Linked DNA regions of Homo sapiens: regions 1, 3 and 4 are each linked to region 2. A link is a loop called in an ENCODE intact Hi-C map of the cell type or tissue named here. Cell type or tissue: A673. All regions are shown on one strand. Region 1 has its middle 350 kb from the start of LINC02118. Region 2 has its middle 230 kb from the start of ITGA1. Region 3 holds the start of ISL1 (ISL LIM homeobox 1). Region 4 has its middle 130 kb from the start of ITGA1.

Region 1 (8,000 bases), 200 kb after region 2:
TCGCTGCCCCCACACTGCCCTTCCAGACTCCTTTGGTTACAAAAAGTACTCAAGGGAATTACTAGATGTAATTGTCTTATATGTCCATTTTCTGTTTCTCTCTGTTAAATACAGTGTGCAATTTGTTTCTTTCATTTATTGAGTAGCCACTGATTGCCAGACATCATGATAGAATCCAGACATACAATGGAGAGCTTCCATTCAAGTGAAGGAGACACGTAATAAATAAGAAAATAATATGATAAATGAGCAAATTAAAGATTTTGGAGAGTGATACAAAGCAAACAGGGTGTTGTGGTAATAGAGTTTTGAAAGAAAGTACTCGCAGGTGGCAAGAGTTTACTTGGCATGGGTCAGCCTCAGGGAAGGAATATCCTTTATTTGAAAGAATAGTAGAGGCCAGCTAAGTGAAGAGCTTGGCAAGGACACTGAACAGAGGGAACGGCGGGTGTTAACACGAAGCCTCAAAGGATTGTTTGATGATATGTTGAAGAGATGGACACACTAGATGAGGTTGAAGAGGTTGGAAGCCTCATATATATCATAGAGAACTATGCAGAGAATGATACAGAAGAATTTCTGTTCTTTTTAAAAGTTATGATAATAAGCTTTGATAAAATATTAACACTCTCTTGGGCGCTTAGGTAATAAAAGGCCTACAAAGGTAAAATATTTTACTTGGGCCAAAGTCTGTGGCCAAAGAATAATATATTTGTGTAAAACAAACTGGCTGTAAAGATGATCATTTGATAATAAATATTGATTTAGTGTTATTGTATCTATTTATAGCCTTTACTTTTATGAGAAAGATAATTACATTTGTTAAAATATATATAGTTGACTAGATGTAAATATACCTTTCACAAACAGAGAATATGTCTCTTGCTATAATCTTGTTTAGGCCTTTAGTTTGAACAGTGTTGCAAACATAGTCCCTATCTATAAGATGAGGAAAATATAACAGGGCTTTGAAAATCAAGTTGAATTATATTTTGCCAAAAGATCATGAACATATATCAAGACTTATCTGTGCAGGTGGTTCTTGTACAGGAAACAGCATTATACACAGTTTGACTAAGGGTCACAAAGGAGTAAATACAGTTCTTTTTGAACTTGACAATAATTTATTGGAATTTAGCTTACTTTAAATAACAAAGTGGCAGGCTAAGCCTCAAAATTCTCCATTGTATACACTCATTTCTCTGACTTGACTCATTCTGAGAATAAACTGGCTCTGAGGGAAAGAGGAGTCTGTGTTGAAAGATGTATTATTAAGCCTTTGCTAATACTAAAGTAAGATGCTTTTCCAAGAATCTTGGTCTAAATTTTTTCTTATATTTTGGAAATTGACTGTAATTCAACAGTCAGGATTTTGGAAATGGGGAGTTGTTGATCAAAAGGTACAAACTTTAAGTAATAAGATGAATAAATTCTGGAAATATAATTTACAGTATGGTGACTATAACTAATAATAATGCATTGTATACTTGCGATTTGCTAAGACAGTAGATTGTGTTTTTATCACTCACATACACACAAAAGGTAACTACATAAGGTGATGTATATACTAATTAGCTTGATTTTGGTAATCATTTGACAATGCAGATGTATATTAAATCATCACATTGTACACTTTAAATATGCATAATTTTTATTTGTTAATCATACCTCAGTAAAGCTGGAAAAAGTCTATCTACAGTTTTTAAAATAAAGTGTAATGTAGAATTTGGGTAAGACTTCAGAATTATTATAAAATGTGTAAGCACATAAACATCAAATTATACCCTAAAATTAGAGAGAGAGCATTCTTGAGTTGCTTGAATTCTAATATAGTCTTTTGTTCAATGTTGTTTTGTTTTTGCTTCTTGTGTTGATTGTTTTTCTTACCGTTACTCATGATAGGATAAGCAGGGTAGCAAGATGTTAAAGAACAACAACAACAAAAAGCTGGGCGCAGTGGCTCACACCTGTAATCCCAGCACTTTGGGAGGCCGAGGCAGGTGGATTGCCAGAGCTCAGGAGTTCGAGACCATCCTGGGCAATGTGGTGAAACCCCATCTCTACTAAAATACAAAAAATCACCCGGGCATGGTGGCATGTGCCTGTAATCCCAGCTACTTGAGAGGCTGAGGCACGGGAATTGCTTGAACCTGGGAGGCAAAGGTTGCAGCGAGCTGAGATTGTGCCACTGCATTCCAGCCTGGGTGACAGAGTGAGACTCTGTCTTCAACAAAACAAAACAAAACAAAATAAAACAAAACAAAATAAAACAAAACAAGAAAAAAGAAAAAAAAAAGACTTTCAATGTTTCAATGACATTTTCTTTTATGTGTGGATAGAAAAACATATTCACAAATATAAACATAGTGAACTCAATATTATTCTAACTATATTCTCAAATCTGATTTTTTAATTGAAAATTACATACTAAACAAATAATTCATGCAAAATCAGAACCTCCCATTAGGAATTGCCTATGTAATTCATTTCATGTGTTTTCCAGGATTTATCTAACCAGTTCCCCTATTCCCCTTTGGATGAACCGCAGGCTATTTCAGTTTGTTCATTAACTGTAACGCTCCCATGAACATCCTTCTACGCATTTTTTTTAAAGCACATGCTCTGAAGTACTGTAATATATGCTCTAAAACTGATGAATTGTTTTTTCAACATACAGATGTTACATTCAGCAGAGAATAAACAATGGCTTAGCCCCAAACAGAGAGGTGGCAGCATGGAGAACAGGATTGATGTTTGGAATATTGTTCTTAAGGGGCTAAGCACATCATCCAACACTGTCCTGGATTCGAGCCCCATAGTATTAGTGACAGATTCCCCAGGCCACATCTACATTGATCTTTGTGGAACATATAACAACAGGGAAAATTAGATAGGTAACCACTCGGTGAGGTTTGCGTTGGTGCATCTATCAATTATTTCACCCATTTAACTATTATCTCTCTTCTTATAGAGATTGCTTTCTTTTTTTCATGCAACAACACTATTAGTCTAGATTTCCACAGTGCTCTCAATTGAATCCTTAATATTCTACCTGTGGGAACAAAAGACATTATAAACTGACACTCACAACATTGGATCTTGGTTTTTTGTCACTGCTACTTGTAGCCATATATCTTCAGAGTTTTGATAATGACTGAGATGTCAATTGTCAATTTTGAGGTAAAGTAATAGGGATTTATTGCCCTTTAGGTTGATCGAAAGCTGAAGTAAATAACACATTATCCTTGATTTTTAAAGGTATTTTGCTTAAAAATAAATCAGTTCAAAATGTGTTCTCTTTCTTGCAGCTGAGTGTAACAAAGTCTGGTGACAAAGAAATGTAGTAATTAAGTAAGTGGAACAGGTCAAACCCCTTAACCATTAGTAGGTGGTATTTCTTTGTTAATTTTTGAATTTAATCTAAATTTAAACAGATATAATTGCCTTATATATTTATCTTTAGGTTACAAGTATAAAATCCATATGGATAGCTATAAGTCTACCGCCCAAAGTGCATAATTATCACATCCAAATAAGGATTGAAATGAAGATAAATGTATTTTAAACATATAGGTGCATATTTTTGAAAATTCTCTTCTTTTTAAAAAATGTGTCAATTGCAGTCACCTGGAATGAATGAGTTTCTTATTTTATAAATAAATTATACATTTCTAATTCTAAATAAAATATTGTTCTCTAATGCATGACAAAATAATAATTGAGTGACAAGCTTTGTTAAGAGAAAACATAGTTTTTAAAGCATATAATTTTGTAAAGTAGTCATGGATGGGAACATAAAATAGTTATTTACATTTTAAATGGAGGAATGCACTTTTTTTTACTGAATAAATGTAGTATTCCTTCACACTAAGAAGGATTGGTAAAATAACATACATTCTTTCTAAGTTTTATAGTTTATTCAAATATGTCAGCAATTAGCTCTTTTAGAAAATAATTCAACTGAAGCAATTGAAAATAGTTTAATGACTGTGATGAATATTACAGGAAAGAACTTCAGTCTTTGTGATCCATCATCTACAAAGAGTTCTCAGGTACAGCCACAATTTGATAGATTGAAACAAAAAGTTTCCTTATAAACACCTTATCAGAATTGGACAGTAGGGGACGATATTTCCCTAGTTTGTGTAAAATAAAGCAGCAGTTAAAAGACAAAAATAATCTTTAATGGGCGATATAGCTAGCCAAAAGCAAAGGCAAATCTGAAAGAAATTATGAAATTAAACTCACATTTGTTATAATACGTTTCTTTGTGCTTGTTTATCAAAATCAGCTTTTGTTCCTTGTGGAATATTTGGCTGTATTGTCATCAGCATTTTTTGTATTTAGATTTTATAAACACTTCTCATTAGTGTTATTTCCACTATATCTTCCCAATTAGAATTTTCCATAGGGGAAGAATATACATTAAAAAGGGTTTGGTTTGAATTAAACACATTTATCTTTTAGTTTTGCCAAGAGAAAAGAAAAATCAAGAGGTAAAAACATACCAGAAGAAGCGATATAACTGGTGATGCGTCTATAGAATTAATATAAGTGCTTTCAATTCTATTCTATGTAGTAACCTGGGGAAAAAGAATCTTATCAAAATTATACATGTTTAATTGAGTTTGTGGTAAGAGATATAATTGTGTCAAGGAATAGTTCTAGAGAGTTTTTATTGGATAGGCCCAGTTTCACAAAAATTAATGGCTGAAAATACATCCATATTTATGTAGAGAAAAAAAAAGTATGAAATAGTAAACCATTCCAGAGTAGTTTTTGGTATGGTTTTCAGGTTGATTTTTATCCTGACATTGCCATGAAAATTGAAAGCAGCAGTTTTACATATAATTTTAAGTAGCTGGTATTTTATTAGTGAAATTATGTTTTTTCTGGTATCAAACATTTTTGCCATATGTTAATGAACTATTAAAATTAATACATGATTTTGGCTAGAAATTTCATAATTTTTATTTCTGTGCTTTTTCCAGAAACTAGATTTCTATTTACCATTTCAATATATAATATTGAAATACTTGTGAGTATTAAAGCCTGATATACATCTCAAACTTTCATAGATTTACTTACTGTGAAATATAATCAAATTTATAAAACTTACAGGAGGTAAAAGACATTGAGGTACTTTATAAAGGCAAAGTCTGTGGATAATTGTTAAAACAATTTTTCTGATAGCTCAGTTAATCATGGAATCATACACAAATCATGTAATCTCTATACATTCTAATTTCGGTGATTGTTTGTTAGAGGCCCAGGAAACCAAACCCAAATTTTACCCACTTTATAAGTGTCCCACTGGATGGTTTTTTTTTTTTTTTTTTTTTTTTTTTGGAAAGTAAACCTGATTTGGCTAAAATTACTGAAGCAAATCATAATGCAACGCAAAGATAATTTACTATACAAAAGTACAACCATGGTTTAAGACAAATTTCTTATAGTGATCCAAACTTAGCTGGAAAATATATACAATTAATGGCACTTACATATGACATATATGTAACAGATCAATAACGGTAAAAAGGTTATTAAACAAGGAAGTAAGAATATCCAAATTAAGCAGATAGGCTAAGAGCAGCCCTCAAATGGCATGCTTATCACCTAACTTCTCTCATTCCTGAGGAGTTTACAAACCAAGAATAAATATTCTAGAGTAAAGTATGAAGTATAAGATTGATTATAACTTAGACCTTGTCAGGACAAACACTATATATACACCACAATATGTTGTGTTCAACCTTTGAAAGCCTTTTCAACCTTGTGAATACATGAAACATAAGCTACCTGTAATTATGAATTAATAGTGTTATTGAACACCTATCAGATTCAAGGTTTTTGTGTAGTTATAAGGAAACCCTTTGACCAAAAATAATGGCAAAATAGAATCCCTTCACTACCTTTTTAGGACCGTGTGTCCTTTGTTTTCTGAGCTAGTCCAGGATATTTGCGTGAAAGTTTAAAGACACTTGAATAGAGCTTTTAAATTGGTCTAACTAAAAAATAAGTAATAGGTTTAGAGAAGTTTCTTTCTATAAGAACAACAGTTTTTGCCCTACAGGGAGTATTTGGCAATGTCTGAAGATAGTTTTAGTTGTCACAGCTTGGGATGGCAGGAGAGGTTACTACTAGGAACTAGTAGGACAAGGCCAGGGATTCTGCTAAATCCTTTCCTTTCCTCCTTAACAAAGTATTGCCAATCTAACATGCCAATAGTGCTAAGGAAGGAGAATATTCAGAAAAAAAGAGAATTCCTTCTGCTACCTTTGAAGTCAAGTGGAACATAGCAGTGAGAATTAGGAAAGATTTGTTCACCGGAAGCAGATTGGAGAGCCCCTGGGAAGAGTCCTATGAATATTTTTTAAATAAAGTATTATGTGCTAAGATATGCTATCCCTCCTTGTGAGTTACAAATCTTCAGTAAAAGTACAATATGCTGGTTGTTGTTGATTTCCCTTCACAGTCCTTTGAAGGGACTGAGTTTTATAATTAATGCTAGTTAATCCATGAAGACACAAGAGAACAAATGCAATTTGATTTGATATTTAGTTAGTGCATCCCAGTTCACTGACAGTGCAAGTATTGTAATATTTTCATGTCAGCTGATAAATAACTGCTAACTTATACCTCTAAATGATCTTGTCCTGACTACCCCTATACCTCTCAAAATCTAGCAGATGAAGAGATGATGTCTGATATAACTGGGGGCCAGAAGCAGATTCCAATCCTGCAGTCAATGTCCTCTAAGATGGTTTGTGCCTCTACTATATTTTGGTTAAGTATTTTGAACATTACTCCTAGCTAAACTCTTAATAAAATCGAACCCCAGTTCTCAAAATTTGGCAACCGAAGGTCAATCTGCATATGAGATCATGTAGACGGTAGTGAAAACCTTCACCTTGTGAAGGTTGGAGATTCACAAATTGAGATTGTTCATTCTATTGACAGACTTGAAAGTGTTGTTTTAAATTTATTAACTAACATGGCAGGTTTTTAATGAGAGATTCAGTGTGTGAACAATTGCTTACATGTCAGTATGCTAGTTTTCTAAGTAAAGCTAAGAATGTTTCAAGTAGCATAATATTTATTTGCTTAGTTTAGAATCCTTGGCATGAAAATGCTTTGAAAACACTGGCTTAGTTTCAAAATAATAAACATGTCAAGGAATGGAAATCTCCTTAAAAACAAAATGAAGATAAGATTGGGAATGTCAGAATTGAGCTGTACAAGTGCTCAAATCAATTATTTCAAATGCATTTTCATTATCCAAATTCACTTGTGATATTTATTTGTAAGAATTGTTTATTGTTGCTATAAAATTCATGACACAGCACCTTGGATTGGTTTGCATTTTTCTCTACAGAGAGATATCTGAAATTGTGATAGTGAATTAGCCAAGGTAAGACAGAGGTCCTGGATGCAGAAAGGCTGTGAAACTTGCCCATTGTGTTTAGGAAGACAAGGCCAAAATGTAACCTGGACCACAAGATTGTATGTGGTAAGTACCTTACTGTGGTGTTTGAACACTTATTTTTCTTAAAGGAGTAGAAATTATTATTATAATTATCTGCATGAGATAGTATTCCTGTTTCATTACGTTGTAGAGCTAAATGGCTTTTCAATGGAATACCAACCTACATAGCATATGAATTTAAAGAGTGTCAAATTCTGTTACAGAGGTTGGGTAAAGAGATAAAAATCTCCTTTAACAAATGGATATTTAGATGATGAGCCTGATAACTTAGAAAATATCAACGTAGCAAAACCTCAGAAGAGATCAGGTGGTTTTGATAATGAATGTTTGAATTAAAATGATTTTCTATTGTTGCTTTGATAAAAAAAAAACTAAATAAACTTTGCCTTTGGCCCACATTACACCCAGCTCTACACCCAGGCCTCTTCAAATTGCTCTGACAAAAACACTCACTTATACACACACATACATGTCACCATGCTTGTTTTCAGAGATCTAGAAAACCCCAATACCA
Region 2 (8,000 bases):
TGCTAGGACCAGGAGGGCTGCTGCTTTAATGGCTTCAGATGGTGGACTCCATGATCTGCTTTTACTTCTTTACTTCTTTTCTACAGCCACTGTACTCCATGTATTATAACCTGTCTTTTAAAACATTAATTCTTCCCATCAAAACCCTGCCTTCCACCATGAACCCCTATAACCAATGTGATGTCCCAAGATGGGAAACCCAAGTTCTCATAGAAAAGGAGCTAAATTTTGGCAGCTTCTTGTATGTTTTGGGCGAGGGATTTGGGGTTTGTAATATTAAATCCTGTTTCTGCCCTTTACATAGTTCCCTTTGCATCCTGATATTTTCTCTGGCACCATGCACAAGAAACGGTAAGTGACATCCTTGTCTCACCGCATCCCTAGCCTGCCTCTGGTGCTCTGTGCCTGTGCATTTTTCCCTCCACACCAGTAGTCTAGCAAAGAATAGAAACTGCAGGTCACTCTGAGCCAAGTCACAGTTGTGTTTTTATGCCAAGCCTTGAGAGAAGGGTGTTGTGGGTTTCACTTGCCAATGGCAATAGAAATTGATTGCAGGCAGCAGCCAATAACTAGGGAAAAAAAAAAAAAAACTCCACCAAGTAGCTATAGCATTAAGGAATGCTGAAATGTTGATCGCCTGTGGACTTTTCAGCTCTGCTGGAAGTAGCAGGATCAGCAGGAATTTTTTTTTTTTTAATTAAGGGATCTTCTATATACTTATGTCTCTTCTGCTATATTTCATGTTTTGTCTTTAGTTTACAAAGTATGAAGCAGTAAAAATTGCTTTACTGTCACTAAGAATCTGGAATTACTTCATAGAAATTATACCTGCTAACATATACAACTTGTAAAATCACAACACATTTACTTAAACCAGTATATCTTTTTCAGAGCTCCAATAGCCACAGTAATCATTGTTTCTTCCTTAAATTTTTCACCATGGCCATTTGCCCATTGATGCGTTTATTTGTATTTTAAAGTACTCCAATCTCTTTCACCACTTTAGATTGAGTTTTCAGAATGTGATCTTTCCGTTGCTATGTGAATCAGAACATGCTGGTTATATGCAAAGATAATATGAATGGCACAAATATAAAGTTTAGTTTTGCTGTCAGCCTAGCTCCTCTGGAATTGCTAATTTCTCTTGACAATTATGTTACTGACACTTTCTACCCATCAAGGAGGAGTTTCAATCCTAACTAACTCTAAAGTGTCATTCATATCTTTCTGTATATCTTTCTTCATTTAGATATTCCACTCCCCCAACATAGCAAAGTATAATCAAATGGACAGCAGAAATGACTAGATTAAATTTAAAACAAAGCAACGCACAACCACACACAATCATATTAGAAATAGATAATAAAAACAAATTCGGATTTTCTTTATGTTCTCATTTTTGCCATTATTTGTTTAAACATTGTACAACATATCCTGAAATCAGCAAATGTAGTCTGGAGAATCCTACAAGCACTGCATCATTATTTATTATAGCAGTAAATTTAAATAGAAATCAACAACAAAAAAGTAATAAATAAGAGTGTTGTGAATTCTGTACAATTTGTTAATTCACTTCACAGGACTTTTCCACTGTTTTTAATGCAGAGTGAAATTTACTACTGCCACAGTGGAATTGCTAGAGCCTTATAGAAAACAACATATATGCTTAGCTAAAGACTTTTATCTAATAAAGTAATTTGAAATTTTCATTAGATTCTGGTTTCTGTGGCAGCAAATGTATGCAGTGAGGTCATTCTGTCTAGACAAAGTCTATTTAATTTCTTACCCCAAATCAAACAAATTAGTTATCTATAGATCTAGGCTTATTCTACAACATCCAATATGGTTCCTTGCACCTGGGTATTTTGACTCCTACAACGAGATCACACAGCTTTATTTATACCTCATTGCCCTGATGGCCTTCCAGCCCAATTTCTAGTTTATCCAGAAATTTTATTTACTTTTAATAATATAACCTTTGCCAATCAGTTGATAATTTTTGTTTGACAGCTGCGTTGAAGTATTACATTACTTTTGAAAAATAACAATAACGGAATTGAAATATATTTATGAGTTTTTAAATAGATGAAGGTTTTAATGGTGGCAAATATTTATAATTACTAATATTTATTTGGTTAACTAGTGTTTTGATGTAGGCATCTAAGTGTAGTAGAATAATAGTAAGTTGGCTTGCAAAATATCACCTAAAAGGGAATAAAGATTACTGATCATAAGATTTCATAAATTATATAAATCTTTTATTGATTTAATTTACTCACATAAAGTTATATATAAAAATATGCTAGTCTCTGCTAGCATATGGAATTTTTGGTCCTAGCTCTTAGCATGTTTTATTGAGGGCAAGATTTTTGGAATTTTCTGTTTATATGGAAAAATTACAGCAAGGCTTTTGTTCATACACAAAACTGCAGTCGGTAATTTGTCCCCTACTGTGGAAGAGTTTAATTCTGTGGATAAGATTTTCTTAAACTCCATTTCTTAATATGATCAAAAACTAAGTTTTTCTCAAGCAAAAAATGGTTACTTTTTAATTATGAGGATTTTGGCCACATGTTTGTCTTGCCTGAAGTCCACTTAACTGCTTTGTTTGTTGCTGCTTTGAGTTCCGATTGTTGTTGGTATTTCCTAGTATTCTGAAACCCTGGGCTATTTCCGACTAAAATTACAATGTGTAGTTATTAATTTCATCAGATTTGCAAGGTACATCCTTCTAAAAGGGCTTGTACTGTTGAGAAATATAATCAGGTTTCAACATTCTTATGACTTTTAATATACACTGTATTTGGTTGTTTTTTGTCCATCTCAGCAAAAGCGTATACATATATTTAATTTTATTGATCTTATTTTGTTCTGTTTGGCGCCAGATATAATTTATAGTTGTTATGACTGAAGTTTAATATGTTAGGTCATGCATTTTTGTTGGTGTTAGTTTTTCTGGTCAGGGAAGGAAAGGGTGATCAACGGTAGGATCAACTAAGCTTTGTTTGAATTTATCTACTCTTTAAAGACTCTATAGCCTCATTCAATATTAGAGTACTACATTTGGATGATAGTAATGTGCAAGTTTAAACATTATTGTTAAAATGGGTATAAACATAATAAAAATTAAAATATACTCAGAAATTTCCAAAAATCTTGCCTTCAATAAAGCACATTAAGAGCTAGGACCAAAATTTCATATGTTAGCAGAGATTAGTATATTTTCATCTATAATTTTATGTAAATAGATTAAATCAATAAAAGAGCTATATAATTTATGAAATCTTATAATCAGTAATCTTCATTCCTTTTTAGGTATCACTTTTACAATCCAACTGACTGTTATTCTATGATAGTTAGATGCCTATATCAAAACACTTGCTAACCATATGAATGTTAAAAATTATAACTATTTGCCATCATTAAAACATTCATCTATGTAAACTCATATTCTTCCTAATTATAGTAGGTTAAAAGCTTTCCTAATTTTTTGTAATTAAATCAATCATTATTTTTATACTTCAAATTTGTACTTATGTAATTATGACAATTTATAAGGCTACATAAAACCTAAAATATTGATTATAAGATTACTGTTTTAGCTTGTGGGGTTATCATCTAAGCTGGATTTGTATATTGAGATGAATTATACTTTCATTTAGTATGCTGTTAAATAATATTTTGCTAAATAACATTTTAATTTTTGCATCCATTAAATTAAAATAAATATCCTTTTTTTTTTTAGTAACAGGGCATTTGATAATTGAGTGCTATCCCTTTGTTTTCTAAGCAACGTGGTAGTGGTAAGATACAGACAATAGTAGAATGCCTGGAATCAAAAGTGGTATTGTTCACTTATTTATTCCAAAAGAGGGCAGCAAAAGTCTATTTTATATAATCTTCTGCCATGTGCAGATGCCTTCTGGTCAGTGGTTATTTTTGCATGACTCATTCTTATTTTAAAATCAAATATCCCTTTCCTCTACTCAAAATACAAATTGAAAATAAATAACAAAACCAATTTATTGTGAAAAATATTTAGAAGAACATAAAAACAAAACATAATCTTACCTGAAGCAGGTAATTTATCAAAAGAAGAAAATTCTGCCAATTGTCATGGTTTTCTTTGTCTCACTCTTATCAAATGCAATTAAAACTGGAATCAAATTGTTTTAGCCTTCATTTATTCTATGTTCTTATCACTACATAGTCACTGAAAAAATGTTTATCTAATTGTACATAAAGCATCAACACTGTATTTCTGTTATAAAATTATTGCTGATTTTTAAAGAATAATTGTAATTTTAAACAAAATTTTGGCATCAAAAAATGAGGAAACCTTTTGACTGAGAAATCAAATGTGATTTCAGTCAAACTTTAGGTGCATAAGTTACTGCTCTAATGATGGTTAACTTGAAATATGTTTCTGTTTATCTTTATTTTGTTGAGTTTCTCCTTAAAGAAACATTGAACCCTGAACTCACATTAAAAGAAGCATCAGAAGATTGGGCTTCAAAAATTTCTTCCTTTCTTACATACAGTTTTTCAGGCTTCAACTTTTTATGCTTTAGCTATGTGAAAAGTTGTCCTTTCATTTTTTTAATAAAATAATCTTAAAAATATTGAGCATGCAATTAGATGGCTTTCAAATCTTGGAATTGAAACTAATGAGAAGTAGGAGAATGAGGGTTGCAAAATGTCTGAAATGTCAACTATCTTTAAGTTGCTGAAAAACAACATGAATTTATAGTCATTGGCTAGTACTTTCAAGAGGAATGAAGGAAAATAAATAGGGAAAAGAGAGCATATTGTGCTGAAGTAGACTTTCTTCATGACAATGTCATCCTTTGATAATTGATATGGTTTGGCTGTGTCCCCACCCAAATCTCAGCTTGAATTGTATCTCCCAGAATTCCCACGTGTTGTGGGAAGTACCCAGCAGAAGGTAATGGAATCCTGGGGGCTGGTCTTTCCCGTGCTATTCTTGTGATAGTGAATAAGTCTCACAAGATCTGATGGGTTTATCAGGGTTTTCTGCTTTTGCTTCTTCCTCATTTTCTCTTGCCGCTGCCAGGTCAGAAGTGCCTTTCACCTCCTGCCATGATTCTGAGGCCTCCCCAGCCACGTGGAACTGTAAGTCCAATTAAACTTCTTTTTCTACCTGGTCTCAGGTATGTCTTTATCAGCAGTTTGAAAACAAACTAATACAATAATAGTAATGAAATGCCAAATTTCTCACACATTAACTTTCTCTATTTTGATTTAATTTTTTATTTGGTACATTTACAACTTCTGGAACCATCTTATCTTTCATAAGTAACTACATCCTAAGCTTTTTACTTGGTAATGGAAAAAGCAATTCATAGACAACTTCATGCACTAAGTATTGCATGTAAAATGATAGCATGGTATGTAGCACACTGTAAGTACTCTTTATTATTATTATTACTTTATAACTATCATCTTTTCTTATCTGAGCACAGAAACGCACTTTCATAAGTCATCCTGCAGAATGTTTCTTGACAAGCATGTGTTACGTTAACGGGAGATAATGGGATAGGATTACCATGAGCTAGCAGGTGTGTTTGCACAGCCCAATGAATCCATATTTATAGACAACATTTATTGAGCATGTATTATGTGACAGGCACAATGCTAAGTATGTTATGTGTATTATATCACTTAATCCACCCAGGAGGAAACTGAGGTTTAATAGTAGAGTGATTTCTTGTTGTGAGGGAAAAATATTGATCTGCATAACTTTTAGGTGAAAAAGAACTAATTCAATGCAAATAGTGGAGTTGAGAGTTCCCCAGCCTTATCTTTCTATTCTGGCCTGGGTTTTTACTCCACTTGAAGTGCTCAATGCCTTCTCATTTTTCTCACTTTTTTTCTTACAGCTTTCAACCTATGTTCTCAGGAAAAGATCAAAGTGTAGCCCTATACTCTTTAATGTAATTTTAAGTTACTATGTTACTTTTCCAATACTTTGCATTTTAAGACATCTAGTATTGTGGATTGGAAGTTTTGTCATCAGTTAAGGGGCATTCTGATATAAATCAATAGATGGGAGAAATATTGGGTGGTTTGGGGAGGGTTGTGGTGGCAGCAAGCTGGACTTTCAGTATTTTCCAGTCACAACATATGTACAAGTACCCTTAAGACAATAGATAATTGCAGTCCACACAATCAGGCCTAGTAGCCTGGGCTATAGTACATGCTTAATAAATTGTTGAACGGGTAAAAAAATACATATGAAACATTTTACACATATTGACTAATACAACCCACACGATAATCCTGTGAAGTAAATATTGTTCTTATTTTCATTTTGCAGCTGGGAAACCTAAAGCCAAGAGGAGTTAGGAGGCTGCCTAAGGATGGTAGAGGGAATATTACAAATCTTGGCATTCTGGCTCTATAGTCTAATGCTCTTCACCTTTGTTTTCTGTTTCTCACTTTCTGTCTCTTTCTGTTTTCCAGAGTTTCATCCATCCTTGGTATTCTTCACATCTTAATCTCTACTTTCTATGTAAAGGATATCATATTATTCCTTGGTCATGACTACTAATTAAAGTGCACAAATTTAAATTTCTGTATCAACTTGCTATTGTATTTTCAAGCATCTACCAACATCACATGGGTCTCCCAAAACTTCTCAACCCCAGCAAGTCCCAAGCTGAATTTATTATCTTCCCTGCCAAGCTATATTCTTCTTTTTTTCATCATCCACTAACCTATCAAATATTTAAAAAACTTATGGTTGTATGTGGCTCTTAATTCTCCCTAACAGCCTACATCTGTTGAATTGCCAAATCTATCCTTTTAAGGTCTTTACACCTGTCTTTTTCCCTCTCCTTCTCTACTGCTAAAATCATTATTCAAACCTTCATCTTATATCACCTCGATTATCACATGACTCTTTTAATTGCTGTCACTGACACTGTCTTTTCCCACTAATTCTTTTCCATAGTCTGTCACCATTGTTATCCGAAAAATTATTCTCTCATAACTTTACCTGCTTTAAAACAAGCCATCAGCATCATGCCATTACCTACAAGATAATCTTCCTTTTGTGGCATCTAAGACCTTCCACAGAAGTGAGGGGTTCCTTTGTCAGCATCTTCTTCTGCCTCTTCTCCTGCACGTCCTCTCCTCCAGCCCAACACGGTTTCACGCTTCTCTTGGTGTGCTCCTCTTTCACATCCCTGGACCATTGTTCACTCTCTTTCTTGCCTTTCCTGCCTTTGGTTTGCTCTTGTACTCCTAGAAAATTAATTTATCTTTATAGCCCTGCTAAAATTCCATGGATTATTTTCCTAATACCTTCAGGAATAATTACTGACATTCCATGGCATTTGAAGTTTTAATTATTGAATTTTCATTTTGAGATGTTTGATGAAAACAAAAATAGGTAACACATAAGAAATGAAGAAGAATTATAATTGAATTGTAATTCCATCAAACACCTGATGAACTAGATTATGAAAATTCTTTTGAAACTACCTGGATGTACTTCCTCACTGCCACCAACTGCCTCCCATCAAATTTAATCACTATGTTGAATTTAGTGTTTATATTTCTTTTGCTCTTTAAAATAGTATAACTAGGAATGTATGTGTCTTTAAAAATATAATGCGTATATTTTTGAGTCTCATTCAAATCCTATCGTATTGTATATTGTCTACCGCAGTTTCTTTTGCTTACTCAAGACTATATTTCTAAGATTCTTTGGATATTGCCTATGGGCTGAGGGTAATTCATTTTCACAGTTGTATTATATTTCATTTTAAACTATGTCACATGTATTTGTATTTTTTTTTCTGTCTTTTTTTTTGAGATGGAGTCTTGCTCTGTTGCACAGGCTGGAGTGCAATGGCGCAATGCAACCTCTACCTCCTGGGTTCAAATGACTCTCCTGCCTCAACCTCCCGAGTAGCTGGGACTACAGGCACCCGCCCCCACACCCTGCTAACTTTTGTGTTTTTAGTAGAGACGAG
Region 3 (8,000 bases), 1.2 Mb after region 2:
ATAATGATGCTGATGTCTCTTCTGTTTGTTAATAAAATGAATACAATTTTCTTTAGAGACTACTGGCTTTCTAAGGCAGAAAACAAAGTTTCTGATACATACACACAAGTCAGAGGAAACTTGAGATTAGCAAAACGTGTTGCAGAATAAATTGGAGGAAAAAAAAAACAAAAACTCTCCAAAACAACAAAACCAAACTCAGAAAGTTCCTATGTTGTTTCAGTCTTGTCAATTTGGACAATTCGCTCATTTTATCAGTTACCAGATTTTAATGTGAGAAAGGAAGCTGTTCAATTATCTAAATATACCAATTGTTCGTAGACAGATGATGGGCAATTTGATCTGCTCTAATTCATCAGCTCAGATAAGATAAGAAAGAAGAGACAGTTAGATGTCACCAAAGGGTTAATATTTAAAAAGATTAAGTTTCCGGTGTTTTTTCCAAGGAATATTTAGGTTGGTTTTAAATTTTTCTCAGAAGGAGGTCTTACCCCAAAAATAAAAGGAGCAATACCTGTACTCGCTCTTTCAAAGTACATCTCTAAACATGCTTCGGTCAAACTTTTATTTCACCTATTGCATTGATGCCACCAAAGAATTTGTAAGCTACTAATTTTAAAAAGGACTAAAACAAACAGAACACTGCACTATACAACAAAAATCAACCCTATTTTAAAGCTAAAAATCCAAACTTCTCCATCTTTTTAAAATTTTGTTTTGTAAGGGGGAGGGTGAAAGAGGAAAATAATTTGTGCATCATAAACTCCAAGAGTAATTAAACAAGCCTCAATACCCCGGAATTATGAATACCACTGTTAAGGGTTTTTGTTTTTCTCAACTAAAGAATGAAATGAACAGCATAGCTTGATTTTTTTAACACATGTACAGGGTAACTTTGGCTTGTATGACTACACTGAGGCAAACTTCACAAAAAGACAAAGCCACACCAAATAATACATAAAGAGTGGGGAGATTCAGGGAAATCCCACAAAATTAAGAAAGAAGTGTAAATGCCATACCTGATATAATCTCTTTTACAGTAGGTTTTCCCATCCCTAACAAAGCATGTACAGCTCTCGTCCAAATACTGATTACACTCCGCACATTTCAAACATGCCGCATGCCATTCCAAATCCGGAGAAACCCTCAGAATATACTGATCGTGAATCTGATTGCCGCAACCAACACATAGGGAAATCAGACGTTTTTCTGAAATGAAAATAAATACATGATTGACTAACCGTTTACTTCCTACAGAGATAAACACACTTTTAGTGTCGTTCTCTTATAGGGCGTACTCTGGGAGGTTTTTTTCTTTCTTTCTTTCTTTCTTTTTTTTTTTTTTTAGAGCATTGCACTTTGGGATGGTAATTGAAATGTGCCATCAAAACCTTGACTCATTTTTAAAAGGAGGTGGAATATATGTAAAATGCAGATTGGAATAGTCTACATTTGTACGCCTAGCACGCAATCAAACCCGCTCATTTTGTATTTCTCCCCCCCCCCTTCCTCTTTGCTATAATCATTGGGAAAGATTATGGATAAGTCAAGTCAAAGAAAAGGTTTTGACTAGAAGCGTTAAGTGAACGCAGGGATGTCTATATTTTCCGTGAAGCGCGCTCTTAAATAGCACACAGGACTGGATATTGTTAGCAAGAGCAGGCATAAATACAGTTGTCACTCGTTCTCTTTTGCAAGTCTAATGCTAATTCACATCTCTGGGCATTGACTGTGCAGGCAGACCTTTGCAACATAATAACCTTCTCGGAGAGCTCAGGATTCCCCAGGAGGAAATCACCGCTTAGCACCAGAAAGCTAGAGCTTTGGAGGGCACACAGGCGAATTCACACACAAGGTACAATCAGTTTCCCGAAGATAAGAACCGACAGTAAGCATGCAGGCGTGGCGGCAACAAGAAAAAGCCACCTTTTCTCTTTCTCCAGGCAATGACTCCAACTCCAAAGAGCCCTTGGCACCTCAGCCTGTGCCTGAGAGAGAACCCCGCACAAGAACAGCACACCGAGCCCCACAAGGTAAAATAGCCTCTTACTTTTTGGTGGATCTCCCATGTCTCCCATATCTGTAAGAGGGAGTAATGTCCACAGTGAAATGGTGGTTGTACAGTTGGTGAACAGCCCACAGAGAGGATGCTGGAGCTGTGGCTAAGTGGGAAATATTGGCCCCTGGGGTTGCCAATGCTGAAAGAGCCGCTGCTCGGCTGCGCCGCGCCCTCGCGGATCTAGGAGTCCAATTTAAGCCGGCGGAGTTGGCGGAGCGGAGGCGCTGCGGCGGCGGCAGACTCGGCGCGGCTCGGGCACCTCTCTTCCTTATCTCTTACTCAAACTTCTCTGCTCCAACTCAGCTCCATCGCCATTGGTCTGACGCAGCGCGCGGGGACGTCAGGCGAGCGCCGCGCCCATTGGCTGCAGGGCGCGCGGCGCAGCTGTTCTGATTATCATATTTCAGCCTCGCCGCCGCTGAGCGCCACTGACCGCTCGGCGAGCCAGCGGGAGAGGATTAGGGCTCCCGAGGCAACTTGCTCGGGGCTCAGGCCGTTCTCCCCCGAAGCTCGGGCTGCCGGGCTGTTCTGGCTCTGGCCTCCCTCTCCTCCTCTTCCTCTTCCTTCTGTCCCCTCCCGCGTTCCTTCCCGGCCGCGCCGCCTGCGCCCTCGCCTCCTGTGGCGCTGCTCCTCCGCCCTGCGCTCCTGGGGTCCCCGCAGTCCGGCTGGCCGCGTTGCGCGCGGGGCTCACTTTCTGCCGCCGGTGGCGAGTGGCTGGTGGGTAGGTCTACCTGTTGACGAGGTCCCTCCCGGGCTCTAGGAAAAGGGGGGAACTTGGAGCAGGCCGTTCAGCTTGGTTTGGTCCCCACGCCGTGGTGCACATCCCCGGGGCCTGGCCTGCCTTGGCTGCTCCGGAGGGCTAGTTCCTCCAGAACTGGCTGCGCTCGGCGCGCTAGGGGAAGAAGAATCGGGAATGGGATGATTAAACCCAGAGGAACTGTTTCCTGACTGCTACACCATTACTCCGTCTCCCCCAACCTCAGATATCTAAAAACGTTGGGTGGGAGGAAAGGGGCGCTTCTTGCTGTTGGGACAATCAGGTTGGAACGCACCGGTAAACCGAAGTTGACTCCGCGGACTGACTTTTTGTCTTTCAGACCCGCGAGGTCTGCTTCTCAGTTTAACTCTAGAATTGAAGCTCACTAACCCGAAGCCAAAGAGCGAAATGATCTTTCAGTAGTCTAAAGTTTGTAAGATTTTTATATACTGTTCAATTCTTCTCACTGCTGGTCTCCTGCCCTTTGTTTTTAAGCAAACTTGTGCAACTAGCTGTGGTATTTTGGTAATTATAAGGACAAGTCTCCATGACTTTGTGGAGATTTTTTAAAAATGCATTAGTCTAAGGGCGCGAGTAGGGAGGGATTTATTACAGAACAGTGAAAGACCTATTTCACGTCCCCAGGCGTTAATATATAATTTTCTCTCGAGAAACTACTTGGAGAGAGAAGACTGTTAGGTGCAACTCGCCGGTAACCTTCTTCAATCATTCTTACATGTTCCCATCATCTGTTACGGTCTCCCAAAGACAGTCACAGGAAGGCCACGAAGAACCCCCGCGCTTCCCCCAAAGCTTCTAAAAAGCCATTTCTTATCTAATGGGGCTGCCAGTTTTATCTAAAAAGTCCTACAGACACAAACCATAGAAGGCTTAATTTCGGTGTCTTGTTGCTGTGAGAAGACCCGGTGTGTTAGGAAACTCCTTTCTTTATATCTTTCGCAAAATCTAACCCTTGATAAGAGCTGTAAATCCTGGCCGGCCGCATTGGCTGGGCTTGAACGGGTAATGCCTCTCCAAAGCGGAAAGGGAATCAAAGATGCGTAAGTTTCCTCCTGACCTAGCTGAGGCTTTCTTCCCCAGGAACTAGTTTTGATTTGTTTTTTCTCAAGGAGGATTTCAAATTGGATCTGTCTTCCCTTCCATTTTTATTATAAGTTGTTTTAGAGCGCGTGTATGAAAGCGAAAGTTGGATAGACCTAGGTTGATAAGTTTACCAGTTGTGTGGTGTGTGTTTTTTTTTTTTTTTTTTTTTGGTCTGTTTCTAGTCTCTGGTATTAGATGTATGGAGCCTTTTGTCAGGCTGCTTTTGCAAAGCTGATGCTGTTAATCTCAATACGAAGCAAATCTTCCTAGTATTTGTGTGTGTTTCCCATAGAGATAAACATGTTGACCCTAGTAAAAAAAAAAAAAAAAAAAGATACCACCACAATGCCAGAAAATAGAGTTTTACCTAGTCATATTCCATCATGCCACTTTTATAAGATGGAATTAAACACCAGAAGCCACCAGAAGCCTGATGACTTACATTTGAGATCCACAAAGCACCCTCACTATCCATCCTCCTTCAAACCAGCCCCCACCTCCCACCCACAGTGTGGTATTTTAACTCCCTAAACCAATAAGCTATTACAAAGAATTATTGCAGATGATAGCACTTCCAAGTAGAAAAGCTTGCATGCGGCTTGGGGGAAACCTTTAGTAATAGACAATTTCACCTTAATGGTGAAGACAACATTTTCCTCTTTTCATTCTGCACCATTGTTGTAAACAAGTATTTTCTTAATAAGTTCCTAAACTGATAGAAGCAAGACGCATGGTGAAGATACCAGCATTAAAAGGAGACGTTTGAGGGACCCCACCATGATGGACATGCTCTGAAGTTCAGTGCATGTATCATGACACATTTTGCATTAAAATCCAAGTTAGAATAGCAGGCTTTGTAGTTTTACTTTACCTTGAAGTTCTAAATTGATCATGGATTATTATGATTTCCTCAGCTGATTGCTGTATGTGGATTTAGTGCATCAAATATATCTGTAAAATTTTGTATACATAAAACTGATGAGCAATTTATCCGTAATACTTGATCACAGGAGCGACCTCTTGTGTTCAAAGCGGGGATTAGACCCTCTCCTCTCAAAAAAGGACTCGTTTTGACCTTTGTATATTGTTAGGTCAAAAATATATCCTTGAAAACGGCAATAGTGTGAATCTCTGGTTTGATTCCTTTACTGAGAAAATGAGGAGTATGAGTAGTTATTAAGTGTAGTCCCCATCACCTCCAGGCTGCCTCAATATATCTGACAGTGTCTTTCAATATAAAAGGGATACTGAAATTTAAGTTCCTCTGGAGTCTGTGGCATCTGCCCATGTGCCCTTGTATACACCTTCCAAAATGTGGCTGTTACACCCAACCTCCTGATGGGCTCTTAGACTTGTGTTTTTGTGTACTGTTGCTTTCTCTGCTTTAGTTACCATTTAAACATTCCACATCAAACTTAATGTCAGATACAGATTCCTGCACAAACATCATGCTCTCAAGCTACATTTCAAAAATCTAAATAGGTTTTAATTGCAATTGAAAGGTAAAATTACACATTTAGCATTTATTTATCTCCCAATAACCTCTGGCAGATATAAATGAATTTTAAGTTGTTTCTTTGGGAAATCACAAACAGTAAGACAGCTTATTCCTTCTCATCTAACCAAGACTGGGAAGGGAAGAGGGGCTTTGATCAGCTTTCCAATGGAGGTATAAATTTGAGAATTTATTCCCAGGGAGATGATGCTATATGTTTAGCTCACATCAGAATCAGGTTTGAAAGAGTAGAATAAGTTACACTGCCAGTTTTACTGAGTAAGGTATTCAGATGAAAAAATATGTATAACTGAAGGATTTATATTTTCTGATGTCCACATCATATAATTTGGGGGCCAAAATGAAACAGGAAGATTTTATTTACCTCTAAAAATGGATATTGAGTAGATGCGTATGTATCCCCTTTCCCGTTTTTATCTTTTCTGTGTAGTCTCTAATGATGTAGAATAAGGCTATATAAATCCTCAGTATCTTTAATCATGTCCAAGGGTCAGATAAAATTATGTGCGTTTAAAGGGAGTTACGATTAACCATTTATATTCCACCGCGAACGGGGTGTGGGTGTTTAGAACCAATTTGCGTCTCTTCCCGTTGGTGGTGGTGGCTTATTGAGGAACAATCAGGAGAATCTGTGCTCTAATTTCAGAGAAAAGGAAGAGATACCAGTGGGTATGAAATGATTCTCTTTTTCTTTCCTTTTACTTAAAAAAATACTAAGCAATGATAATAAAGGCAGTTGTTAACAACAACAAACCTTTAGTTGTGATTCTTATTCTGATGCCTAGGACTCCTGCTGCGATTGTGGTTTTGTTGAGTGTCAATTGCTTTATTAACCAGATAAAACAGTCTGGGTGAATTAGCAAGAATTTTCTCTGCACGCAGAGCTTCCTAGCCTTACTTTCTGAGTTCAGGTAGTTGTTTCTGACACCAGCTTTCCTGGTATTTCTTGGCAGACGACAGGCCAGAAGGCACCGTTCTTGTGCGGTCTGTTGCTCGGTTCTCAGCCGAGATAGAATTTCATGCTCCCGGCATCGGGGCAGCTGCGAAACCACAAACCTCAGTTCAGTCCTGAGCATGCGAAGGTCCGCAGTTGATTGCAGGGAGGCGTTCGGCCAAGCGAGGACGGAAATTTGTATTCTCCCTTTAAAATTGTGCTTCTGAAAGTATTTACTATGACTTATCAAAAGCGGCTGGCAGTGTCAAGTGAAACCTTTTTCTTGCTTCCCCCTGCCCCCTAGAACTCCTAAGTGACCAGGAACAGACGATTTTTAACCGAGTTCTGCTGCGTGGAGCCCAGGTTGGCGCTAGTGAGTGCAGTGTGCTGACCCAAGTGGTGGTGGCCCAAGGACGCGCTGACCCGTACATTTGGCAAAGCTTTCATTAAATGTATCAGATTCTCGCGGAAGTGGTTGCAGTCCGGAGAGTGAAACAGCTATCTCTCAAGTCCTGACCGGTTCAGCTGAAATCTACATTTGCACTGAATCTGGCAAAACACGGACGGGTCCGCCCGAGATCTCAGGAAACCCAGAGCAAGTTACCTCCATGTAGTTGATCATTCTTTCTGAAAGGACGGACACCATTTACCCCACTGCAATCCTGTCCAACGGGCAGCTCTGAGTTTAGCTTTAGCGCCAAAGGATTGATTTCCCCCACCCGCTGGAGATTTACTGGGGACGAGCGGGGGAGGGGAGGCGAAGGTACCTCGGAGGAGGTCAAGTGGGGGAGGAGGAGGAGCAGCAGAAAATTACCAGCCAAGCAGGGGAGGGAGTTGGAAGCCCGGAAATATACCAGGATGCCTCAAGTAACCTTCCTTTAAGTCTCAGAATTCAGCCCTCGGAAAACAGCCTCATAAGGTGTCCTGGGAAGGAGTCCTCGGGTGGGCTGCGGAGGTGATGTCAAGAGTTACAGCTACTTTATGAATTAAACTGACGGCTAAGGCATGTCGGGACAGTTTAGTGTAAGCTGAATGGTGCGTGGACGGGGCAACTTTTAAAGAGAGGTGGGCAATCATTGGTGGCATCTACCAGTATATTCTGCATGTAACAGTAGTTTGGAAGCTGAAGAAAAACCCCTCAAATCCCAGTAAATGCCCGGTCAGTTCGAGAGAGATTTTAGGGACAATTTTGAAGGTCGCTGTCTGCTCCAACTCCGCAGAGATGAACAAGAGTGTGAACTCTGGCGCGGGTGTGTTTAGAATTATCTACGACTTCAGATCCATGCTGTTGAAACTCATCAATTCTTTGTGACTTCACGTGGAGAGAAGAATTTGCCCTGCCTCCCTACCTGCTAAATGCCGACTGAGAAAAGGGGCCCAGGAGACGACCCCTTTCAGAAAGAACGTCACTTCATCAACTCGGCTGAGTTATTAACTTGCTCCCCGAAAGGTCAACAACGCCTTCTCTTCTCAGCCGCACCGCGCGGAGATCAATCGCTTTACCCTAGGTAGCCTCTTGTTCAGGGCTCAGGAACTCCTGTCTTAAGGTCCTTCTGGGGCTCAGAAGCTGTGTTGTGTATGTTCTTTCCAAGAATCCCACCTGTCTGCTTTCAAGCACACACGGCGCTAG
Region 4 (8,000 bases), 96 kb before region 2:
GAATTATCTCAACGCTGTGATGCTCCTGAAAACTAGACTAGTAGAAATCTCCATGATAGATATCAGAATGCAGTTTATCCAAATGCAGAACATGTCCTGTTCCTGTCAATTAGGGAGAAGATAAGATATTTCCTAAAGCCTTTATATTTATTTTGAGAGGCCCAAATCATAGTTTTGTAATCCCTGAGAAGCCACCAGTAACAGATATTTTGAATAAAAGCAGAGTATCAGCCCCTGCAAAAACTAGATCCTAGACAAATTGAATTTTTATAAAACTTAGGCTTTCTCCATTTGTTCTCATTCTGCTGCTAGGTAATCCAGACACTATCTTGTCCTTCAAATTCTCTTCAGCAAAGGCCCAACTAATCTTCACTTATGTGTTAACTGTAGAGGGGTTTTACCTTGCACAAAAATAATCTGCTTTTCAGTAAGGACCTCCTGACAGTCAAAGCATTCCAGCTTTGAAGTGAAATGAGTGAATCTAGAATGTTGGCAATTCAGGGCCTTCAAAGAGAAAGAGTGATATTTCTGAGGACACTTTTGTGTTCCTTGAATGAGGATCCTGTGAATGGCCCCATATTCCATTGAGGCCATTCCAGTCCTATGTGTGCGGTGAAGTAACTTCCTGCCTTGCCTCCAATCTGCCCCAAGCACTGTCAGCATTACAGGGCTGGGCATATAGAGTTTATATTTCTACTTGGAAGGGCCTTGAAAGATCCCTTAAGAGAGCTATTACAGTCTTTTGTACATCTCATTCTTCTTTCAGAGTCTACAGTGAATTAGGAATTGGGGAGCATTCTGTTTCTCCCCTAAGGGTGATTAAGAATCCTCAAGTTTCTTGAGGATATAAAGCTATAACCTTCTTAATGGATAGAAACTTCATAAATCTAATCCTGACTGCTGTCGCATATTACTTCCAAAGTTTTTTTGTTTTGTTTTGTTTTTGAGACGGAGTCTCACTCTGTTGCCCATGCTGGAGTGCAGTGCTGCCATCTCGGCTCATTGCAAACTCCGCCTCCCGGGTTCAAGCAATTCTCCTGCCTCAGCCTCCCAAGTAGCTGGGATTACAAGCATATGCCACAATGCTTGGCTTTTTAAAATTATTTTTATTTTTTATTTTTATTTTTTTATTTTTAGTAGAATCGGGGTTTCCCCATGTTGGCCAAGCTGGTCTTGAACTCTTGACCTCAAGTGATCCACCAGCCTCGGCCTCCCACACTGCTGGGATTACAGGCATAAACCACTGTGCCAGGCCTATTTCCAGAGTCTTCTATGGGTATCCTATTATTTTAGAGAACTTGAATCTACATGGGACTTTTGGATTTGATTCCGTTTGCTTATGTATCTGTTTTATTCAATTGCTATCGTTAGTGGAAGGAGTTAATAACATAATTCGTGAGGAAGAAAGCCTGGTAGAATTTTAACAATAGCAAGAAACAGTGGTGTGCTAATTTGGTCATTGTACATATCCCAGCTTGGTATCTCAATTTTAACAATAGCTCATGTGCTAAGTCATGCATACAGATGTTGAAGATATGACCTCAGGAGATCTTTCAGGCTGTGAAGACTATTATACCTAGTATAGTTTGTTACTGAGTTGCTCACCCCCTCTAGGAAGCAGCTAATTTGTGCAGCACACATGATCTTTTGCTTGTTGTCCAAGAGTACTAGAATACACCTGATTTCTAAGGCAAGCTTTTAACTTGCAGTGCTAGTCTCTAGATATAACTTAAGATATTTAAGAAGTCATAAAATGACTTTTTTTTGCTATAAGATGAAAAATTTTTATCTCGTATATAGTATGAAGAGTTGGACATTCAGTTATGCATTTGAAATATGCAAGAATGAAGGCCACTTAAAAAAATTTGGTCTGTTTTTAAAATATGAAAACAAACTAATAATCTATCTTAGTATGGTATATAGTATTGCATACATCTGAAAATGGTATCATATTTTGCTCAGCTGGAAATTGCCCTGGTGTTCAAAGTGTTTTTCATATAAAAAGATTAAACAATATTTAGACTCATTTTTAAAAATAATTTTAAAACGCTCATTAGGGTATACTTTTCTAACACTAGATTGACTTAAAAACCAAATCTTAGCTTGCAAGAATTAGGGTGTGACCGTATAATTCTTGCTCTTTTTCTTTCAGTAAGAACATACAGTCCTATTGATTCCTTTATTAACTTAAATATTTATTTTATGTTATTCAAACTAATTTAAATGTGAAAAGTATGGATTCCTAATAATGATACGAAAATAGGTCAGAAAGCTCCATCCTTCCTGCTTATATCAGCTTATAGAAGCATGTTCTCTTCAGTTTCTGTAGATCTGTTGTGTGTTAAGGCGCGGGCAAGGGCTAAGGTAGCAATTGTTTCCTACTCCTTGCACAAAATAGGATCTGCACATTGTCAACAGGCTGGAAATAACCAAACAGCAATGATTATGATGAATGGCTTTATCTGACCAATCTTATCTTTTCCAAGCTTAAGCAAGCTTTAAAAAATGGAAATCCTTATTCAGGCTTTGCTCCTTGCCATGATCTAAGGCAGAGGCCTCCAAAACAGTAACCTATAATTGGGGTCTATGAAATGGAGGACTTCCCACAGTAAAGTAATATCTTATTCTGCTTCCTGCATCTGCTGGGAAGTCTTTAGAGTAAATCTAACAAATGTTCACAAGGAACAGTTCCAGAAAATGTTACTTTCTCTTTAAAGGAGATGTGACTGTAATGAGTATCTCTCTCTCTCTCTCTGTCTCTCTCGCTCATCACTTACTGATTTGCTAGAATTAGATGATACAGTAAAATGAGCTCCATGGCATGGAGGTTGGATTACTTATTTTTATAAAATTAGCTTGTTAATAATGTATATTTCTAGTCATGGAATTTCCTACTATGTTCTTTTTGGAACCTTTGTCATTAGTCTGAAGACCTGCTGTATCTGTTCTTTCTTCTGGATATTTTTCAGTGACCTTTGACTAATCAAAAGTAGCATTTTGGCCTGTTCTAGCATTAGGTAATAAAAATGAAACCCTTCTCCCCCCAGTAAGAGAGCAATTGTAACTCTATATTCAATTGCCAAAAATAAATAATACTATTTATTTCTATAGAAAGAACTTGAAAATAATAACATCTATAGTTTTAAATTAGAGGTCCACATATAACAGAATAGTATAACACAAAATGGCATGGAATATTTTAGCACAATAGTAGAAACCAAGAGATGTGAGCTCTATTAGGGTAAATGACTAGTCAATGACTATAAGCCCTTCAACAACGAGGACTTCTGTTATTCTTATCTGTGAAGTTAAAAAATGGGATTGTAGATGTACTAAATTATTTTTATATTATAAAATTACATAATTTACTGTGAGATTTAAGTGGCACATCCCTTTTTGTCCTGTTTTGAGTATTAAATAAGATAGCATATGGAGAGTCCTAATGTGGTGCCTGGGACTCAGGAAAGAATCGATAAATGGCAGTGATATTCCTTATGATTTTGTGAATTACATTTGTCAGTTAAAACATGTTACTTTAACAATAACCACAAGATGGCAGTATTCACCTTCATAGTTAAGTTTTTTTCTATTAAAATGCTGCGGAAGGAGTTGGGTGTATTGTTTTAGCGACTTCCAAGTAGAACAAATGAAATAGTTTTCTCACTTGAAAGGAGAGCAGTTTTAAGATTTTATGTATGTATATACACACACATCAGTTTCCAAGCTGCTAAAGATTACCTATCTTGATACATTTTTCACCTAACCACGTGTCTTCTGAAAAATTCTGAATACATTTTGGTCCCCTTCTATGTGGACTGATGCTTCTTGGATAGTGGATTCTCCTTCAGCCTTCAGGTCTATCTATGAGGATAAAACAGAGAAATAAATTATAGTTCAAATTTTGCACTTTGGCTGGTGAATCCTGGGCATAATTTGAGTAGTATGTGACACAACCTCAAAAGCAAGGTTATTTTTTAAATAACAATTTTATTTTTTAATGAAATGAAGGCTAGCTAGCTAGAAAACATAATCTTAGTTTAAAGAGTCATGAAAGAGGAAATCTGTTTAAAAGATTAAAGCCATTTGAAATGTATAGACGATTATTGAGTAGGGGAAAATGTGTTTTCCTGTGATGGTGTACATTGCACATACTTCATTCCAGTACGATTAGCATGGGAGTGTCAGTTCTTACTAAGAAGAGTTGGAACTCACACATTCATCATCACCGTGTTATTTAAATTGATTTTTTTTTCTATGGTGGATTTCTTTGTGTTTGAAGGGTCCAATTTGGTTCAGAAGGAAACATTTGACAATGAAATATGTAGGAGCCACTTGGCTAGCACATGACATCAGTTAAGTTATACAGAAACTCAAAATTAAAATTCTGATTCTTTCAAATGAAAAATGATCTCAATTTTTGTTTCCTGTGAGAGGTTTTTTGTATAAATTGACCTGTATAGCACCAAAATAGTAAGATGTCTTACAATTAAGTTTGCTCATAGAAAACATTAAAGAAAATGATTTTTATTAAAATAAAGATATACATTTATGCACATTTTTAAAAAGCACTGTAAAAAAATGAAGATCTGTAAATGAAGGAACTCTGGAGTGACACTTGCCCACATTGAGAACATAGAAACACCATTGATACATTTCTTCATATTTATAAAATTACACAAAAGTTATATATGGCGAATGGAGAATAAAACCATACCTTTGTTGGAGTATTCCAAGAGTATATAGAAGTATAGTGTATATTTTATCTATAGCTCCTCATTGCCCTTTTTTAATGAAGGTAAATGATAGACATTAATTATTCTAAGTTGGAAGATGAATTAACTTAGAAAAATAAAAATTGCTTCTAAACTCTGTTAAATTGTTTTGATGCAACCAACTTACTCCCTTTCTTCCTCCCTCCCTCCTTTCCCTCCCTCCCTCCCTCCCTTCCTTCTTTCCTTTTCTCTCTCTTTCCATTTCTTCTTTCTTTCTTTCTTTTCTTTCTTTCTTTCTTTCTTTCTTTCTTTCTTTCTTTCTTTCTTTCTTCCTTCCTTCCTTCCTTCCTTCCTTCTTTCTTCCTTCCTTCCTTCTTTCTTTCCCTTTCTTTCTTTCTTTTTTCTTTCTTCTTTCTTCCTTTCTCTTTCTTTTTAACTCTTTTTCTCCCTTCCTTCCTTCCTTCTTTCCTTCTAAATCAGCCAGCATCATAAGAATTCTGAGAGCTTTCAAAATCTTCAGCTTAGCTCTAATACTAGCTCAACTATAATTATTGTAATTAAAAACAAAAAAGAAAAAGGCAAAGCCACAGATTTAACTGTTGGTAAAAACAACAGCTTGGATGGGAACAGTTTAGATGGGAAGAGAGTGGTAGTGGTCACCATCGAAGTAGGTCAAGAAATCTTATCTGATTCTCTGGTAGTATAAAAATGTAAATTGGTGATATGCTTCAGTAATGCCTTATTTGATATGATAAAGTATTTTAATTTAATTTGATTAAAGTCACTTTAACTCAGCACACACTATGTAGAAGGCTATTCCCTCCAAAAATATATTTTTTTCTTCTTGTACTTGGCTAAAGTATAGTGAATAGATTCCTGGATAAAGAGCCTGGCATTTTGAGTTACTGTTCTGGCATTTACAAAGCCACTCAAATTCTTTGCTAATGTCTTCAGCTTCTTATCTGTACAATAAACATCTTTTGCTAGATAATCTCTGATGTCATGGTCAGAGCTCACGTTCTAGATCACCTAGACCAGTTTATTTTCAAGACTTAGTTCTATATAATTTTAAGATTTTCTCAGAAACCATATAGGGGCTGCCTTTGCCGAAATGGGTATATACTCCTGGCCAAGTTTCAGCCAGAGCAACCTCACCTTTACCTTCACTCATGTTGTACACTAGGATAAGAAGTAAGCTTTTATTTGAAGAAATTCTCTACCTTAAAATGGTTGAGAGCCACTGATCTGGTCTGGATTTTCCTCTCCCCTCATTTTATAGAGGAAAGACAAAGATCCATAGAGGTTAAGTGTTAGGTTTAGGTCACATCGTGTAAGTAAAACTCCACCCAGAACCCAGGTCCTGACCTCCAGGTTACAGCCCTGCACCTCCACTACCCTTCCCTGCATTTTGTTTCTGGTGGAGTTAGGCTGGTACCTCTGTGCATTTCAAGCATGAATCGCCCACTTCTTCAAGAGGTTGTTCAGCCTACTGAAGAATGATATCTTCTTTTCTCTCTTGGCACCAGTATTATGGAAAACAGAAACTTATTCATTCTTCTCCACTCTGTTTTAATGTACTTAGTAACAAATGGCTTCAACAAATTCTGTTAGCTAATTGTTGTTATAGAGAATGGTTCAAAATAATCTGTTTCAAAACCAAATTGCTATTTTCAGCAGATGTCACCTAAGATTTAATAGCTTGAGACCATCCAACCCCATTCAGCAGATCCAATATTATACATAGAGTGCATTTTTGCAAACTAGAATAGAGCACAGTGGGAAGTAACATGGCTCAAAGTAAGACTTGAATGGATGCTTTATTATGGCCATGCTCTAAAGCATAGAACTCCTAGGTCTTGATTGCATATTTGTCAGTGTGTTGGAGCAGACCCAGTGATGAGGTCTGAGGAAATTCTTTGCTCTGCCAATATGGGTTTATTGACCCACCTCTGTGTGGAGGTGTGCTGACCATCTATTCAGCAATAAACCTTGATTAGGCAATTTAGTTACTACAAGAAACCTACTCAGCTGATTGTCAAAGAATATGCATTTGCCCTTAATCAGCAGCTGAGAATGTTTGCACTGCAAGTTCTAGCCAGAGAACACAATTTTGAATTCTTTGCTGTTCAATTCCTATCAAAATCTTGCTTTTGAGAAATTATAATGAAGGAGGATTGACTGAGGCTATAAAAGCCATTGAATGTATTTTATAGTCTTTGTATTACACCATCAGAATGTTGCATACTTACACTATGTAGCCTCTTCTAAAATTGATTTAAATCAATTGTATCGCACATGTGACATTAGCTTGCATGGAATAAACAAAGGAACCCTACTTAAAGTTCTTAAAGGGGTATCACTAAGGAAGTGGGTTGTTACATCTCATAGTATGATTTTAATGAAAATTTATGGAAGAAGTTCTTTTCAGATCTCTGGTATCAAGAAAGCTATCTGTACCTAAGTTTAAAAAGAACTCTTATGAGTACCACGAATGTTTTCACTGGTTTTATTTCATTCTTTGCTTTTACTGCTAGGAAGCACTGAGATGAATCTGCAGCCCACCTCTATCATATATATTAATAGGTGCATTTATAAAATGCATTTTTAAAAAATGTGCTAAATATTTTTTCTTTTTCAATGTTTCCCCTTCATATGTTTTACCTTATTATTTGTATTATGAGAAAAAGTCATAGATTTATTTCTTTTCCAGAACAATAAATACATATGAACATAAATAATCAAATCTTGAGGTTTAGGATAATAAGTATAGGCACCTGAGTATTAATCTGGGTGTCTGTCTGTGCTATCTCTTGTCTTAGTCGCTGCCAAGACATACTACCTCTAAATCTCCATTTGTTTCTCTTTTTCCATATTTCTAGTTCTACTTCTACTGACACTAGAGCTGCAATTAAAGAGAGAACTGACTGTGTTCTCTTGTGGTCGGTGAGAATAGATGTTAGCAGATCCCAAGAATCATGTCAAAGGTTTATATGACAAAGGGAAAAATTGTTAAATCGATGCCTGGAAAGAAGGGAAAGGAAGAGGAGAGGACCTGGGAAACTGTAAGACTGGATACTTCCTTGGAGGGGAGGTAGGAAGGAAACTTTGGAACTATTTCCCTTAAGAGGCAGGTATGCAATTTAAAGGGCAAATTAGTTATCTGGGTGATGAGCGTTGCACACCTCTGCTCTGTTTCCACTTGTAGTCGCTAATAAATAATCTCAATGTTAATTATAGGAGTGCATTTTTTTGTGGAATTTGAGGGGATGGGTTTCCTGTCTGAGGCCG

The links. Hi-C counts contacts between places; a loop is a spot of excess contacts. Peaks named below come from ENCODE experiments on the same cell type or tissue, not always from the same donor. Only the 100,000 strongest peaks of a DNase experiment are listed, where the experiment ranks them.
Region 1: a loop joins it to region 2, with 8 times the contacts of the local background. A loop is called at or near these places in 3 of 110 quality-filtered maps.
Region 3: a loop joins it to region 2, with 5 times the contacts of the local background. A loop is called at or near these places in 3 of 110 quality-filtered maps.
Region 4: a loop joins it to region 2, with 4 times the contacts of the local background. A loop is called at or near these places in 2 of 110 quality-filtered maps.

What each region holds. Positions count from the first base shown.
Region 1 is chr5:52,352,630-52,360,629 of GRCh38, reverse strand. No RefSeq gene overlaps it. Among named protein-coding and RNA genes, the nearest start is that of LINC02118, 350 kb to the right of the region's middle. In A673, a CTCF peak has its summit at 4,123 (motif pointing right); a DNase peak (open chromatin) is centred at 4,129; H3K27ac peaks cover 750 bases.
Region 2 is chr5:52,556,442-52,564,441 of GRCh38, reverse strand. No RefSeq gene overlaps it. Among named protein-coding and RNA genes, the nearest start is that of ITGA1, 230 kb to the left of the region's middle. In A673, a CTCF peak has its summit at 3,866 (motif pointing right); a DNase peak (open chromatin) is centred at 3,871.
Region 3 is chr5:51,377,750-51,385,749 of GRCh38, reverse strand. ISL1 (ISL LIM homeobox 1) reads right to left here and starts at 2,302. Exons shown (of 6, transcript NM_002202.3): 1 at 2,051-2,302; 2 at 1,020-1,209. The coding sequence starts at 2,078. It overlaps ISL1-DT (ISL1 divergent transcript), which reads left to right and starts at 2,418. Exons shown (of 2, transcript NR_046243.1): 1 at 2,418-2,776; 2 at 6,675-8,000. RefSeq lists enhancers at 65-248, 65-593. In A673, a CTCF peak has its summit at 4,962 (motif pointing left); DNase peaks (open chromatin) are centred at 1,130, 2,379, 2,899, 4,939 and 1 weaker place; H3K4me3 peaks cover 4,666 bases; H3K27ac peaks cover 2,883 bases.
Region 4 is chr5:52,652,940-52,660,939 of GRCh38, reverse strand. No RefSeq gene overlaps it. Among named protein-coding and RNA genes, the nearest start is that of ITGA1, 130 kb to the left of the region's middle. In A673, a CTCF peak has its summit at 3,565 (motif pointing right); a DNase peak (open chromatin) is centred at 3,589; H3K4me3 peaks cover 700 bases; H3K27ac peaks cover 993 bases.